Regions from separate parts of the Homo sapiens genome. Here regions 2 and 3 are each linked to region 1. A link is a contact called in ENCODE Hi-C or POLR2A ChIA-PET data. All regions are on one chromosome and are shown on one strand. The core of a region is the stretch at or near the end of the contact, and the rest is flanking DNA. Distances in the headings are between cores, read along the strand shown.

The links. Hi-C counts contacts between places; a loop is a spot of excess contacts on that map. ChIA-PET counts read pairs that join two places held with the same protein, here RNA polymerase II (POLR2A). Pooled maps may share reads with other maps.
Region 2: a loop to region 1 is called in a map with no recorded cell type, with 12 times the contacts of the local background. The contact joins two enhancer-like sites. A Hi-C loop is called at or near these places in 2 of 37 single-sample maps with no recorded cell type and 3 of 50 pooled maps.
Region 3: a pooled map shows a loop between it and region 1 (8-fold over the local background). The contact joins two enhancer-like sites. A Hi-C loop is called at or near these places in 2 of 37 single-sample maps with no recorded cell type and 2 of 50 pooled maps. POLR2A ChIA-PET finds 5 or more read pairs at or near these places in 2 of 52 experiments (A673 and activated B cell).

What each region holds. Positions count from the first base shown.
Region 1 is chr10:4,129,567-4,134,474 of GRCh38, reverse strand. No RefSeq gene overlaps it. Among named protein-coding and RNA genes, the nearest start is that of LINC00702, 110 kb to the left of the region's middle. Within about 2 kb of position 2,759, at least 8 of the 41 ENCODE cell types and tissues checked have a DNase peak (open chromatin) inside an H3K27ac peak, as active enhancers do.
Region 2 is chr10:5,581,300-5,586,207 of GRCh38, reverse strand. No RefSeq gene overlaps it. Among named protein-coding and RNA genes, the nearest start is that of LASTR, 12 kb to the left of the region's middle. RefSeq lists enhancers at 470-1,669, 2,276-2,804. Within about 2 kb of position 2,452, at least 7 of the 41 ENCODE cell types and tissues checked have a DNase peak (open chromatin) inside an H3K27ac peak, as active enhancers do.
Region 3 is chr10:5,441,079-5,445,986 of GRCh38, reverse strand. All of the region lies in intron 3 of NET1 (neuroepithelial cell transforming 1), which reads right to left. Among named protein-coding and RNA genes, the nearest start is that of NET1, 31 kb to the right of the region's middle. RefSeq lists an enhancer at 3,564-3,733. Within about 2 kb of position 2,431, at least 3 of the 41 ENCODE cell types and tissues checked have a DNase peak (open chromatin) inside an H3K27ac peak, as active enhancers do.

The DNA.
Region 1 (4,908 bases), core at 1,510-4,009:
TACCTGGGCTCCAGTGTCTTAGTCCATTTCCCGTTGTTTATGACAGAATATCTGAAACTGAGAAAGTTATTTTAAAAAGGAATTTTTTTTATACATATGGAGGCTGAGAAGTCCAAAGTCTAGGGCCTTCTTAATGATGGAGATTTTACCAAAAGTTATCTCCTCAACTAGAGGTCTACACTAAGCAGTTTTTTTTTCTTCTCAAAATTCCAACCCAACCCCTCAAAACCCAACATTTAAGATACCTCTTACCCTATTTTTTTCTTAGCACTTATCATTTTCTGGAATACCATATAATTTACTTACATGTTATATTTATAATTAATTATGTAAAAAGTATCCTCCATGAGGGCTGGAATTTTTTTAAATTGATTTAACACAAGTTGGTGGACTAGTAGGTGCTCATTAACCTTTAGTGAATGAATGTGTATTCCAGGACAGAAGATAGGCTCACAGAGGAGGATTTTAACTGTACTATAATAGAGACTGCTCTGTTGTCTACCTAATTTAAGAAATAGCAGCAGCTTTCATTTAAGATGAAAATTAATGTCAAAATCCAATAAGTATTTTATTATATTAAATTATATGTGCACACAGCAGAAACACACTCAGATAAACGTTGATGAATTTTATTCAACTTTAAAATTTTGCAAGTTTAACGAAGTATTTAAGGATTGGATACAGAGATAAATAACTTAGGTTGATTCTACCTTGTGAGTAAAATGATGATTTTAGTTTTTTTAGTATGCTGGATGCTTAAGTAATTTAATTTTAGTTCTATTTTAATTGGAGTAGGTTCTGCTTGTAAATGCTACATGTTTCACTAGACAAAATAGGGGTCATTGTTTCCTTCACAAGGTCATTGAATCCATTCAGACTCAGATTCAACAACATACAATATTTCTAAACCTGTCTAAATGGTGTCCACAGGTCACATTTAAAACATTGAATTTATTGACTAGCTTTGTGAGAAAAAGTTGAGTCATTTATTTAGTTTTTTATTTCTTCAGTGATGCATTCTTTTTTGTGACCTTCTGGTCCTTTAGTCCTTGTTACTCGCTTCAACAATGTCCTTCAATAGTTTGGATTACGAGAGGTGAGAAAAATAAGATAAGGATGAAAACAAGGTTTTAACCTTCCTACAGGACTACTTGCTACACAATGATGTTTTCATTGTGTAGGTATTAAAATATATGTATTTATACACATATATAGGAATTTTATGTTCAATTAATTATTAAACTCCTTGAAGGAGTAATACGGACTACGCATCTTTGTATTTTTCCATTCCTAGAGCTTGAGATGAGTACCCAATAAAGGTATTTGTCTTTATTGATCACTTGAAAACATTTAACTCACTTCTGTCCACCTGGTCTCAAAATTTAGCACACCACTCTAACTGATATGCCATGAAGACTGGTCACAGACAAAAGTGGGACTGTGTTTTGTTGATTTCCAAAGCCATTCGCCAGGAGCGCGGCCCCAGGAGCATTTTTCTCATCATGTGAATGCCACCGTTGTCAATCCACTCCATCCACAGGCAGACAGCAGCACAGCCAAGGTCAGGTGCAATGTGAGGGGGTCCCCACAGGGGTGATATCTACACATGACCGGACCTTTCATTAGAGGAATGAAGAAATTAGAAGACACTCAAAACTTAGAAGGACTTAGAAGTAATTTTATTGAGGCTGAAACAAAAATATCCTACAATTCTAAAAACAGTAAACTAGATGACATATTTTTCTGTTGCTTTTGAACAGAAAATGGGCTACTGTGTCAAAGAAAGTACAAGATTATTAGTGTCACCAAAACACAGAAGTGGAGAAGCATTTATCATTATTGGGTGTGTGCGTGTTGGTGAAGTTTGTGTGCACGTGTGTCTGTCTCACACAATCTGCATGTGTCTGTGTTGGTGTGTCTCTGTGTATGCCTGTGTCTCTGTGTATCTGCTTGTGCCTGTGTTGGTGTGTCTGTGTGTGTGTGTGCCTGTGTCTCTGTGTATCTCCTTGTATCTGTGTTGGTGTCTGTGCGTGTGTGTGTGTGTCTCTGTATCTGCTTGTGTCTATGTTGGTGTGTGTATATGTGCCTGTGTCTCTGTGTGTCTGTGTTGGTGTGTGTCTATGTGTGTGTGTCTGTGTCTCTGCATCTGCTTGTGTCTGTGTTGGTGTGTGTGTGTGTGTCTGTGTCTCTGTGCATCTCCTTGTGTGTGTGTGTGTGTCTGTGTCTGTGTTTCTGCTTGTGTCTGTGTTGGTGTATGTCTGTGTCTGTGCCTCTGTCTCTATCTCCATGTGTGTCTGCGAGTGTGTCTGTGTGTCCTCTATCTCTGTGTTGTCTCGCTGTATATGTCTGTGAGTGTGTGTGTGTCATCTGTATCTCTGTGTTGTCTCGCTGTGTGTGTCTGTGAGTGTCTGTGTTAGTGGGTGTGCTCAATTTGATACAAGTCATTTTATTTTGTGAAGATGTAAGTACTTCACTTTTCCTTTCCCAGTATCTGCAAATTTCAACTGAGATCTAATTTTATTGCTCAAAGTGAAACTGTTCTGACTAATATCTGATGCTTGATGTTAGCTATTCTCATTCTTGGAATTATTTAAAATTCCACTGAAAGTACAAACTTAAACTGAGATTTTTTTTTTTTTTTTTTTTTTTTTTTGAGGAACTCAAACATGCAGAATTGAGATCTGAAATCTGCTGGCTGGTGCAGATTATAGCCTAAGATAGGAAGTTGGGGTTTTGGTTGCTTTAATGGAGAGGAAATGACTCATGTCAATGCTAGTATGTAATAAAGCTCCTAAATTTAGCTTTCCTTTTAGTGTAAAACCTAATATTGATATAGTAATGTGAAACTTTATTTTACTAAACTACAATTTTCTTGCTGCCTCTTCCATCTGCCAGTCAATTATTACATCTTTCATTAAGATCATGTTAAGACATATTTAGTGTACATAAAAATGTCTTGAAAATCCCAGTTGACTTCACAGTACACGCTAACTTTGGAAGCGTTGTGCAACCAACTAAGTCCAAACAAAGGGCCCTGTGTCTATTTGAATTTTGAGACAAAACACAAAGTTCTCGGGGATTAGTATCATGATTAAATATATCCCTTGACACTTACAGAAAGTGTATATATGTTTACAGACAAAAGGTGTTTCAAAAGTAGAATTACTGTTATCGTTCCCATTTCTTATTGTTATTATTTGCCAGGATGTCATAAGGTACAGTAATAGGGGATGAAAACAAATCTTCGTGTAAAAATCATAACTTTGTACTCTTACTGGAAACTGGGGGAAAAAATGAAAGAGTCCAGGTAGGGATTTATAGAGAGAGCATTTACAAATTCTTTATGGATTTTCACTAAATGTTTACTAACTGCTCTGGACACGTATGCTGAGGTCTCTTCACAACAGTGCACCTGAGAAACACAAAGATTAAGAAAATAAGAGACCATTTTTATGTCAGAGCTTTTTTGCTCTTTGTAGTAATTTAGACGACCCAACCACAACCACAGGAGACTCCAGCAGGAACTACGTAGAATGAGGCAAAGGTGCTCTCTCTTTGAGGAAGGAAGGAAGGGGTTGGTTTTATGCCTCATGGGGTCTTATTACACAATAGACTCACACATGGTCTGCAAGTTTGGGGGAAAAGCTATACATATTTAAGAGGAGAGTGGAACGCATGTGCAATGGGTGAATGTGTATGTAACATACATCCCGTGTTCACTTTGGGGCAGGGTTTCAGCATTAAAATGAGGTGGGATTAGCCCTTTATGTCAACAGATGAACTGCAGGAAACAAAAACAGTTTGTGCACAGCCTCTATAAGCTGCTGAAGCTGCCTTCAAGTCTGCCATTGTTTATCAGAAAAGAATGTTTGTAAAGCTATCAGAATGGTAGTGGTCTGGGTTGCAAATCAGAGCTTTGAGGGGTCTGATAGCAACCATTGTGAGGGAGCTTAGCGAGTGTGGTTTGTTTTGTACCTGTGTAAATTTGGAAATTTGCCACACCAGCCAGGCTCTGAACCTTTGAGACATAGGTAACTCCGTTCCCTTTAGCTTAGGGTCCATGTTTGTCGATATAGGGGTGTCTATTTCGATCTCTCATATCACAGACATGATGATATTGTGGCAGCTGTACCACATCCCTGCCACAGAAGCAGCTGTTCTATCAAGACAAGGACCTGCCATCCCTGCCGCTGCATTGGTTAGAATAAGTCAGTCACAGGTCTCACCACTCTAGAGGAGGCCACCACTCTAGGATGGGATTCCTGCGGTCGCTTCTCAGCGTCTCTCACCATCTAGACAGCACAAGTCATAGGGGCATGGAGCCCCCGATCGCAGGTCTGCAACTGAATTTTGCCCGTAGATCATTTAGTGGGAGAGTCAAAGTGCCAAAATAAACATTGTGTTACACGCAGATTCCACAATATTTATTTTTTGACTCATAATCCATTTCTTTCCTTATCGAATGATCATTATCTCATTGTAATTAACAGTTGCCAATGCTCCCACTTGTACTTTTTTTTTTCCTTGTGAAGAAAACCATCCCATAAATAGCAAGTGCAAAGTGGTAGTGCCACAGTGGAGTTACTGTTTTTTCCCCCTTCTTGTACATGAAGAAAATTTTACATCTGTAGTTGATGCCTTTACTGGCTTCTCAATTAGTGGAAACAAATTTGTCATTGCAGACAGTAGCTCCAGTGACTTGTGGCTAATGGATTCACCCTTTGAGCAGAACTTTATGATCCAAAACAGCCTATCCCACACTTGTGTTTTTCAAGCTATTGATAGGTGCACCTTGAGTGAAGGGGATGGAGGTGGGAGAGGGAGAGATGTCAGAATCAAAAAACATTGTGAAATCTTGAGATTTTGTTTGTTTTTTTTTTAAGTTAAAAAGATTTCTCAACACTTTAC
Region 2 (4,908 bases), core at 1,203-3,702, 1.5 Mb before region 1:
TACCCCTCCAAAAATGAGGATGAAGATAACAACAGTGTCTCCTTTATGGAGTTGTTATAAGGATGAAATGAGTCACTGTTTGCAAAGCTCTTAGAACAGCATCTGGCGTCACACACCTGCAGTGTTTGCAAAATAAATAATACAAGAGTAAAATACAAAATTGGGCCTTGACAACTGGGATGAGACCACATTTAGTTTTGAAGATGAGGTTTGGCAGTTTTCCATCATGAGGGTTTTTTTTTCTAAGCATGGTTTCCATTGCTCCAAATCTGTTTTGGGTTTGTGGGAAAGGCAAATGGGAAAGAATGTGATTCTGAAATGCAGGGAACTTTACAAAGCTTTCAAAGATCACAGCTTCACCTTCCCGAGAGCAACTCCTGAAAACAGAGACCTGTGTTTCTGCAAAGCACTGTGCAAGTCGCCTCTCCAACAAGTCTGGGTGGATGGAGAAGTTTCCAGGCTCCCCTGAAATCAACACTCTCGTGTTGATGGGGAGAAATTAAGAACAAGAGGATTTGGCTAAGGTCCCAGCGTGCGATGGCGTCTGAGCTGAAGTGCTGGGCTGCCTACAGAAATCTCTTCTAGAGATTGAGCTGGAGTAGGATTTCTCTCCTCTGAACAAGTAGATGATTATACAATGTTCCATTCTCAGGGGGTAAAGCCCTCTCCAGTCTTCCCAAGACCCAGTGAAGAAGAAGAGAGGGTTCCTAGCTAAGGAAGGGAGACAAGGGTGGTGGCTTTCCACGGCTCCCGCACGTGCTGGGTGTGAAGCTGGTAGTGGAAGTGTGTTTCCTCAGCAGCTGTGAGTCCTCAGAATACTGGGTCCCCACGGACCAGCCAGCAGAGGGACAGCCCTTCCTTAGTGGGGCTCTCCAAGGGCCATAGGAGCACCATGGGCTGGTGCATGTGGCCTCGGGCTGCTCTGGGGAGAGGGTCATTGGTCCCTCTTACTCACCTCCTGTCGGGAGTGGCCAGACACAGCCTGACCATACAAGGGTGACTAGGAGTTTAGGTTCGAGAGTATTGAGGGTGGCCAGGCATTCCGAGTCCAGGGCCCTCCAGGCAAAAACAACTCATCAACCTTTTGAAAGCAACAGCTGAGTCACTAATACCATTAGCAACCAGAATTTGCACTTTCGGTGTGCCGGCATTCTTCTGAGTGTTTTACCTAGAGTCACTGACTCAATTCTCACTGAAACCCTAGGAGGGAGGCAGTGCTATTGCCTCCATTGTATAGATGAGGCAACTGACACTCAGAGAGGTGAAGTAACTTCCTCAAGGATACACAGCTTATAAACACTGGGATTCACACCCAGTTAGTTTGGCTCCAGCATTCCTGCTTTTGACCCCAACATTACACAGCCTCTGATTTATACAATTACAAACATTTTAAATACTGGAAGCTGAATTCAAACTGCATCCACCAACTTGACTTCTAAGACCCCATACACTTTACCTGAGGGGTGCTCAGCCACCAGGCAAAGAATGGGCTGCAGTGACACACTGGCACACGTGCCTCCCGCTTGCGTCTGTGTTCTAAGCTGCTGCGTCCCTGTTGATGTGCACTGAGCTTGCGAGTGATTTGGACTCTCGAGACAATTTCTTTTTTCTTTTCTTTTTTTTTTTTTGAGACGGAGTCTCGCTCTGGCTGGAGTGAAGTGGCGTGATCTTGGCTCACTGCAACCTCCACCTCCTGGGTTCAAACAATTCTCCTGCCTCAGCCTCCCAAGTAGCTGGGATTACAGGTGCCCGCCACCATGCCTGGCCATTTGTTTTTGTATTTTTAGTACAGACGGGGTTCTACCATGTCGGTCAGGCTGGTTTCAAACTCCTAACCTCAAGTGATCCACCTGCCTCAGCCTTCCAAAGTGCTAGGATTACAGGCCTGAGCTACCGCGCCCGGCCTCTCGAGACAATTTCTGTTCAGCCAACTTTTCCTATATCTTTCTCAAAATTATTAGTTTCCGCCCACTGTTCCAATCGAATATGGTCTCTTTTATGAATACCAGCTCTGTCGCCTGCAGCACATTTGCTCTCCCTGGAAGCTTTGGGTCATTTGTGGATCTGGACAGCGTGTTTTCACTGAAGCCGCTGGGTGAGAACAGTGGAGGCGCAGGCGCAGGCTGGGGGCTGGGCAGACACTTCCTTTAGGTGCTGCTGTGTATTCAGCTATGGATCCATCCACTGTGCACTCCCATCCAGCCGGTTTGTCCCAGAGGTGGTGGTAGGGAAGTTCCAGGACATTCCTGTTTCCTCCGCTGCCTTCTCTCTTAGCTGAGCCCTTTCTCACCTTTCCTCCCAGACCCTGTTCCCTCCCCTTACTTGCGGGGCATCCTCGGGGACAGGTTCTGAAACCACAGCTGTGGGCCAGCGTTCCACCTATTGTCTGCGAGCCAGCAGAGCAGAACAAACCTGCCTGAGATTCTCATTACAGCTTGTGATTTGGGAGACGGGCCAGCTGCGGCTGTTGCCAGGGCAACCAGTGGTGCGGAAAAAGGTAACAAAAAAGAGCCTGGAGCCTCTTGACCGGACTTCAGGAGTGAAGGAGTGGAGGGGAGGGCTCGGGCTTGCCATTCAGGAGCGATTGTTGACATGTCAACTGCAATCCCTCTGCCCCTCTCCAGGCCGGGACAGCCCCCAGCACAGCGCCCTGCCATGCACCACCAGCATGTGCCTGCTCTGTGTCTGTGTTTTCAGGGGTCCACTTGGCCCTGCGTAGCCTTTTCTCTTTTATGCATTTCCCCACTCACACTTGAATGTCTTCAATTCCTTCCTCCCTTTCTCTCATTCTCTTCTGCAGCCCCTTTCCCTCTCCTTTCCCACGTACCAGAACATCAGCCTCAAAAGATTAAAAGAAAATTAGCCAGGGGTGGTGACACGTGCCTGTAATCTAGCTACTCAGGAGGCTGAGGTGGGAGGCTCTCTTGAGCTCAGGAGGTGGAGGCTGCAGTGAGCTGTGATTGTGCCACCGCACTCCAGCCTGCGCGACACAAGTCCCCATGTCTCTAAAATAAAATTTAAAAAAATAATAAAATGAAATGTAAATAAGGCACGGGAGGGAACTGATGGTCCTGTGCTGGCAGATCCTGCGGCCTCAGCACCTAAGCGGCCAATGGGCAAAGGTGGTGAATTCAGCCTGTCTAGATAACCTGTGATTCATTGGTTGGGCAGTGATTTGTGACGAGCCCTGGGACGGTTTCTTTCCAGTTACCCACTGGACGTCTTGTGCTGCCATATCCTGGGGAGCCAGAGGGGGGCATTTTCCTTTGAAGGCTTTGAGAGTCATAGCCAAGCCCTTTTCTCCATGGCGTCCCTCCCTGACCCCACCCAACATTTCAGGAGTTAACCTTCCTAAGAGCCGAGCTCTGGCCGTTTTACTCATCGAAGAGGGAATCCCCTACACATTTTAGGTACTCACGCAGCTCGCTTGCCTGAGCACAGGCTTCGACCTTTACCTCACTTCTGGTAGGAGGTCTGTTTCATTCCCATCCAATCTGCAGGTTTTTCCCTAATCCCTTAAGGAAGCAGTAACTTCATGTTTCTCAGAATATCCTGATTGGAAGAATCACTCGGCAGCTTAGAGCACAGATTCCTGAGCCGCATCTCAGACCTACTGAATCAGAAACTCTGGGGAAGTTATCTGGGAATCTGCTTTAGAAAAATTGCCCCCGGTGATGCTCATGTTAGGAGAGGTTTGGGGAACAAAGCCCAAGTGCTGATTTTCGCTTCTCGGGCTCAGCACTTGGGTTCTGTCTGGGCCTCAGGGTACTCTTTCATCTGCAAGGTGGAACTGATCCTCACAGCTCTGCTATCCTGCCCACAAACTTCCCAGACCAGGGAGGCTCTGGGGAGGCATGGCCGGCCTGGTGCTGGCCCAGTGTGGTCAGGACTAGGTCATGCCCCTGTTGCCCATGGCTCACCATGCTGTGGATATCACATCCATCCATGCCTATTGGCTCATGGCAGCTTAAGCCCTAGAAAGAACAGGTGGGAGAACTTTAGCTCTATGTGCCCACCAGGGATCTCACACCTCCTGGCTGCAGGAGCTGGACGGGAGGTCACCTGGCTTTGATGTAAGCTGCCACCTCTTTATGCATCCATCCTGCGAGCACTTGACATGCTATTGCTCTGCGGCATCGTGGCAGCGCTGTATACCGAGAGGAATGCAGGGTTTAGGGCTCAAAAGCTCTGGTTGAATCCTGGCTGCCACTTGCTACCTGTGGGGTCCTGGAGCACTTCCTTTCCTTATCTGTAAAACATGGATAACAACCAACTTCACAGGGTTGCTGTGAAAATTAAGTATGAAAAATTTCCAGCAGAGTGCTTTGCAGATAGAGAACTCGATGCATGTCAGTTCCCTTTCTGTTCATTTTCTCTCTTCCTGTTCAGGTACAGGCTGATTCATTAAACCTCTCTCACTTCTTCTTTCAGATCCCATTAAAACACTTCTGAAGAAAGGTCAAGATACAAAAATCAATTGTATTTTCATATAGTAGCACCAAACATTTGGGAACTGATATTTAAAAAACCAATTCCATTTACAATAGTGTCAAAAAACATAAGATAATTAGCAACAGATTAATAAAAGATGGGAAATATTCAATATCAATACTGAAAACACAAGATGATGCTGAGAGAAATTAAAGAAGATGTAAATACATGGAAAGATATACTATGTTCATGGATTGGACAACTCAGTATTAATATGTCAGTTCCCCCTAAGCTGAAGTATGGCTTCAACACAATCCCAATAGGCTTTCATTTAAAACAAATATAAATTGACAAATGAATTTTAAAATTTGGAAATGTAGAGACTTAGAATAGGCAAAACAATTTAGGAAAAGAAGAAAAAGTTGGAGAGCTTACACTACCTAACATCAAGTTTTACTGTAAAGCTAGCTATTTAAA
Region 3 (4,908 bases), core at 1,182-3,681, 1.3 Mb before region 1:
TCTTTTTAAAAACTTGATTATCTGTGTACTAGATATTTTATAACAAAGGTGATTTCTGTTCTCTATATTGTATACATAGTATGTAATTGTGTATATATTATATATAAGTGTATAATATAACAGGGTCCTTCTCTAGACTGAATTAACTGATCTTGATATAGCTCGAACAGGGTCAAAAGACTGCTTAAAAAGTCTTGCATTTTACAGGTGAAGAAATGAGGCTAACAGAGGTGAAGTGACAATAATGACAGTGACCAGTGACAGTCTCCAAATTTCTAGCCTAAGTCTTTTCCTCTATGGAACAACACTACTTTTGTTGGCTTGGCAGGCCTGCTGTGAAGCAGATTTCCTTTTAAACACAAAATTCGTTATTCTATTTGGAATGGTAAAATTTTACACTATAAACTACTATAATATGATGGTAGTATGTTGGAAAAATATTTCTAGTCTGAGGATTTATAGAATCAGATAAATCTATTATATAAAAGTCACTATTCTAGATACTTGGGTAATAAAAAAAAATAGGCTTCATATCTGCTAAAGAGACCATTGTGTAAAGGTAGGCCACATGAAGAGATAACAGAAGATAGCTTTTGCAAATTCAAAACTAAGGTGTGTAGCTAATAAGTGCTACAGGAGTTCTGGAAGAGAAACCACTTCAGGTAGTTTTCTAAGCTAAGACACGGCTGGGAACAATGCCAGGAAGAGGTTTAAGATGTTATGTCTGTGCGGCCTTGAATGTAATATTTTTCATAGATTTGAACAAGAGAAAATTTCAAGGAGGACAAGGGAGTGAGCCCACACTGAGATCACGGGCTGTGCGTAAAGATGGAACAGATGGATGTACTCAATAGGTGAGAGAGATAATGAGAGCTATGTTGTAATAAGATATATGTGACTGGTGTTTAAGATGGTTGAAAGATGACTGAAAACATCATGCAAAAATCACAGTCGGGCAACAAGAACTTTGCCTAAAGTAGGACCAGTAGGGAAGAAGGAAAAGGATATAAGCAAGAAGTCACAGACGCCTACAATTCTTTAAATAGGAGGGGTAACTGTTAGTGCAAATCAAGAAATAAGAAGGAACAAGCTTTGAAAGAAAATTCTAAGTTACATTTTAGATATACTGAGTGTGAGGCGGTGGAAGAACATGCAAATGAAAATATTCTGCTGGTAGTTGGAAATGTTGGACAAAAACCTGAAAGAGGCTGGAGGCTAGATTTAGACTGGAGAGTCAGATACAGAGATAAAAATCGAAGCTATGGGAGTGAATGAGATGACTGGGAGAGAAAATTTGGACAAAAAGAACATGGTCCAAGGATCTAACTTTGGAGGAAAGCCAAGGGAAGGAAAATTCTGCAAAAGGAATAGTTAGAAGGAAAGAAACAAAGCAAAAGCCAAGGGAAGAAAAAAATGTTAATTACAGCAAAGAGGTTAAGGAGGGTATGAAAAAAGCCACGGATTTAGTGATTACAAGTTTAATGAGGATCTCAAGTGTGCTATTTCAGTGGAGTAAAGACAGAGGCAAATTACAGGGGCTGAAGAGTGAATACAGAAGAATAGTGGGTGCAGACTATTTATAAAGACAAATAATCTATAAAAAGTAATTGCCTAAGGTTTGCAGGAGAGTTGCTACTTCTTGCAGGAAGGACCACCACTGCCCTTCTGTAGCTATGTGTGTTTTATACACGAGATGTGGTAATAATTCATCTTTCTGCTTTGAGTTTATTTTTTAAAGTAATGGAGATTGGCTCTGTTTCATCATCTACTCTATTGTCCAGTCTGTCCTGGGCAGTATGTGTGATGTGGTTGGCCTTAAGAGTGGATGACTGTAGAAGATATTTCCATATAGCATGAAAGTAGAAGCACCTGAGCGATTGTGGACTCCTAATTTTACTCTTAATTTTAAGAACAGTGATCTACCTACATTCTCAGAGCTAATATGAACAGCCTAGGCTAGACCCCAGCAGTCTGGTTCAGTTAGCTTCATCAGTTAAAATATGGCGTAAGTAAGGCCAATACTTTACGGCCACATAGTTTCTAAGGGAATAAAGGATTATGTGCAGTGGGAGTTAGGAAAGAAGCAGCTAGGAGTTCTCCTGGGATTCTTACCCGATGTCTTTCTTGAAACTGTTTTTCCACTTAGTTCCAACAGAAATGAGCCAAGATAATGAGAAGGGGTATCTTTCATTCTCTCCTTCAGCTGGGGACCCAAGAGGTAAAGGTAGAAGTCTTTATATGTAAATACAGAAATAGAAAACAAATAGGGTATACTGATGACAGCCATGTTCACAAAAGCCCCAGCTCACCAACACTAAAATCTTAGTTTCATTTTGAATGTGCAGGTTTGGGGTCTAAATGTAGACAGCATCTAAAAAAGGAATGATGAACATGCGGAAGTTCAACTGGACTCAAGAATCTTGAGTCTTGTCACAATGCTGCATAAAACCAGAGGACTAAACAGGCCCTCTGAGATCATTCACCCATCCTCTTCAGTTTTCTCATAAGGAAACTTAATGGGTGGTGGTGAAAAATAGAAGAAAAATTTAAGGTCTTACTTTGTGCTAGAGTTCTATATGTTATTTAATCAACTCTATGAAGTACTTATTATCTCAATTACTTTGTGCTAGAGCTTTATACATGTTATCTTAATCAACTCTATGAAGTACTTATTATCTCAATTTTAGAGAAGGAGGAAACTAGGACTGACCAAGTTTAAGAAACTTGTCCAAAGGTACCTTGTTAATCAGTGGCTTAACAGACCTGATGACTCTGTTCTGCTCAGCTGTTGTGACACTGTCCAGATGAAGATAACCCATATAAAACCTTTAGCACATGTTCTGAGACACACTAGGTGCTCAGTATATGTTAGTGACCTAAGTTAACAGTAGACCTAAGTTTAAAACCAAAGTCTCCTGAGTCCCAGGCTAGCAGTATTCACTAAATTGCCAATACTTTTATAGAGGAGGAAACCATAAAAACGGTTGAGAGATTAGCTGCCTTATAGCCTTTTTATAACAAGACATGGGGTAGGTAAAAAGATAATAAAATAGTTCCAGTTGTGTAAGTTTAGAAGAGTTTTTTTCTTTCTTTCTTTTTTTTTTTTTTTAAAGACAGGGTCTTGCTCTGTTGTCCAGGCTGGAGTGCCATGGCACAATCTCAGCTCACTGCAACCTCTGCCTCCTGGATTCAAGTGATTCTCATGCCTCAGCCTCCCGAGTGTGCCATCACGCCTGGCTAATTTTTGTAATGTTAGTAGAGATGGGGTTTTACCATGTTGGCCAGGCTGGTCTCGAATTCCTGGTCTCAAGTGATCTGCCTGCCTTGGCCTCCCAAAGTGCTGGAATTACAGGTATGAGCCACCCTGCCTGGCCAACAGCAACTATTTGTATAACTTTCTACAAACGGCGTAACTGAGGCACAGATTGGTTAGCGTCTTTTCTTTCTATAGAACATCTAGAATTTATAAACGTAACTGAGTTATGTAAAGGTAAAGAGAAAGATGTTTCTCTTATGTATAGAAAAGGAGTGTTAGGTTACTTGTTCTCCCCTTTCAAGTGAAAAACTGCTTGGAATTTAGAAATAAATTAGAGCTTAGGAATAATCATTACTTTTTTTGGTCTAGGCATTATTATCTACTTTTACCTGGAACAATAACAAGCAATTGGAAATTAGACTAGGGAAGCCATACTACAGGCAAAGAGAAAACAAAATCTAAGCTCTCTGCTGCCCTCTACACGAGATATTGTGAAATGCAATTGTCAACCTGTTTTTCAACTTTGTAATTATATTTGTAACGACATTACATAGATGACTACATAAACAATCTCTTAATTTGTGGAAAAATATGACCAGTAAAATCTGTATTTTCAGTCTTTGTACAGCCTTCATGTCTTATATTACTAAATTAAACATATATTTTAAAATGATACAAGTATATGAAAAAGATTCCACAATTCACAAGAAATATTTTAAGAACTTTTTCTAAATATAAGAAAACTACATTCCATTTTAAAACTCTAGAATTCAAGATTACAAGCATATACTCTGTATCTCACTAAAAATAGGTTAGTTAAAAATAAAATTTTAAATCTTACTAAAAAGGAAGTATTAATTGAAAAGTGGAACTTTTGAAAAACCATAGTTCCAAAATATCTAGTAATAACTTAAAAACAAAAAGAGTTACATTTGAACTGGATAAGTACGAAAGAAATTAGTAATGAAGTTATATGTGATTTGAATCTCCAAGTTTAGTACTAAGAATTTGGTTTGGGGAAAAAACATCAGTTTAGACCAATTAAGTATTATTAGACACACTTTAAATAAAATAGTCTCATAGGCTAATAAGTTTGGTATTGTCAAAACAATGGTTCTTTTGTGCGATGACAACACAAATAGCCAATCAAATGGGGTATCAGCACTGTTAGTGGTGACTTTTTATCTCAGGTAACGAATAACTTCCAGTATAACGTAAGACCACTTAGTCTTCTGTAACAAGCTGTTGAATGGGATTCCTCCCATTTTTCCCTGAACTTCAGCTTAAGGCCCCAAACTAAAGACAAAAGGATATTGTGTCTTGTGCCCAGCCTCCTGTTTTCTCAGCCCAATTTGACATTGCCATAGCAACTGGCTCCCCACAGGAGTGACCCCACAGTCCCTTGCCTCAGCTGCACTGTGTATCTCTTGCCTTCCACCCTGGGCTTCTTGGATGCTGCTGTGTGGCACATGCACATGTGTAGCCACGGGTGTGTGGGATGGACACCCGAAAGGCCACTTGTTGACTAACGGAGCACAGAAGCTGCAGGATAAAAGCTCCCCTCTTCAGTCCGTTGAGAGGAGAAGTCTGTGGTGTGTTTTACACAGCTCTTCAGAGGGTTCCAGAGAGATCTACCCCACTGCCCACAGTAG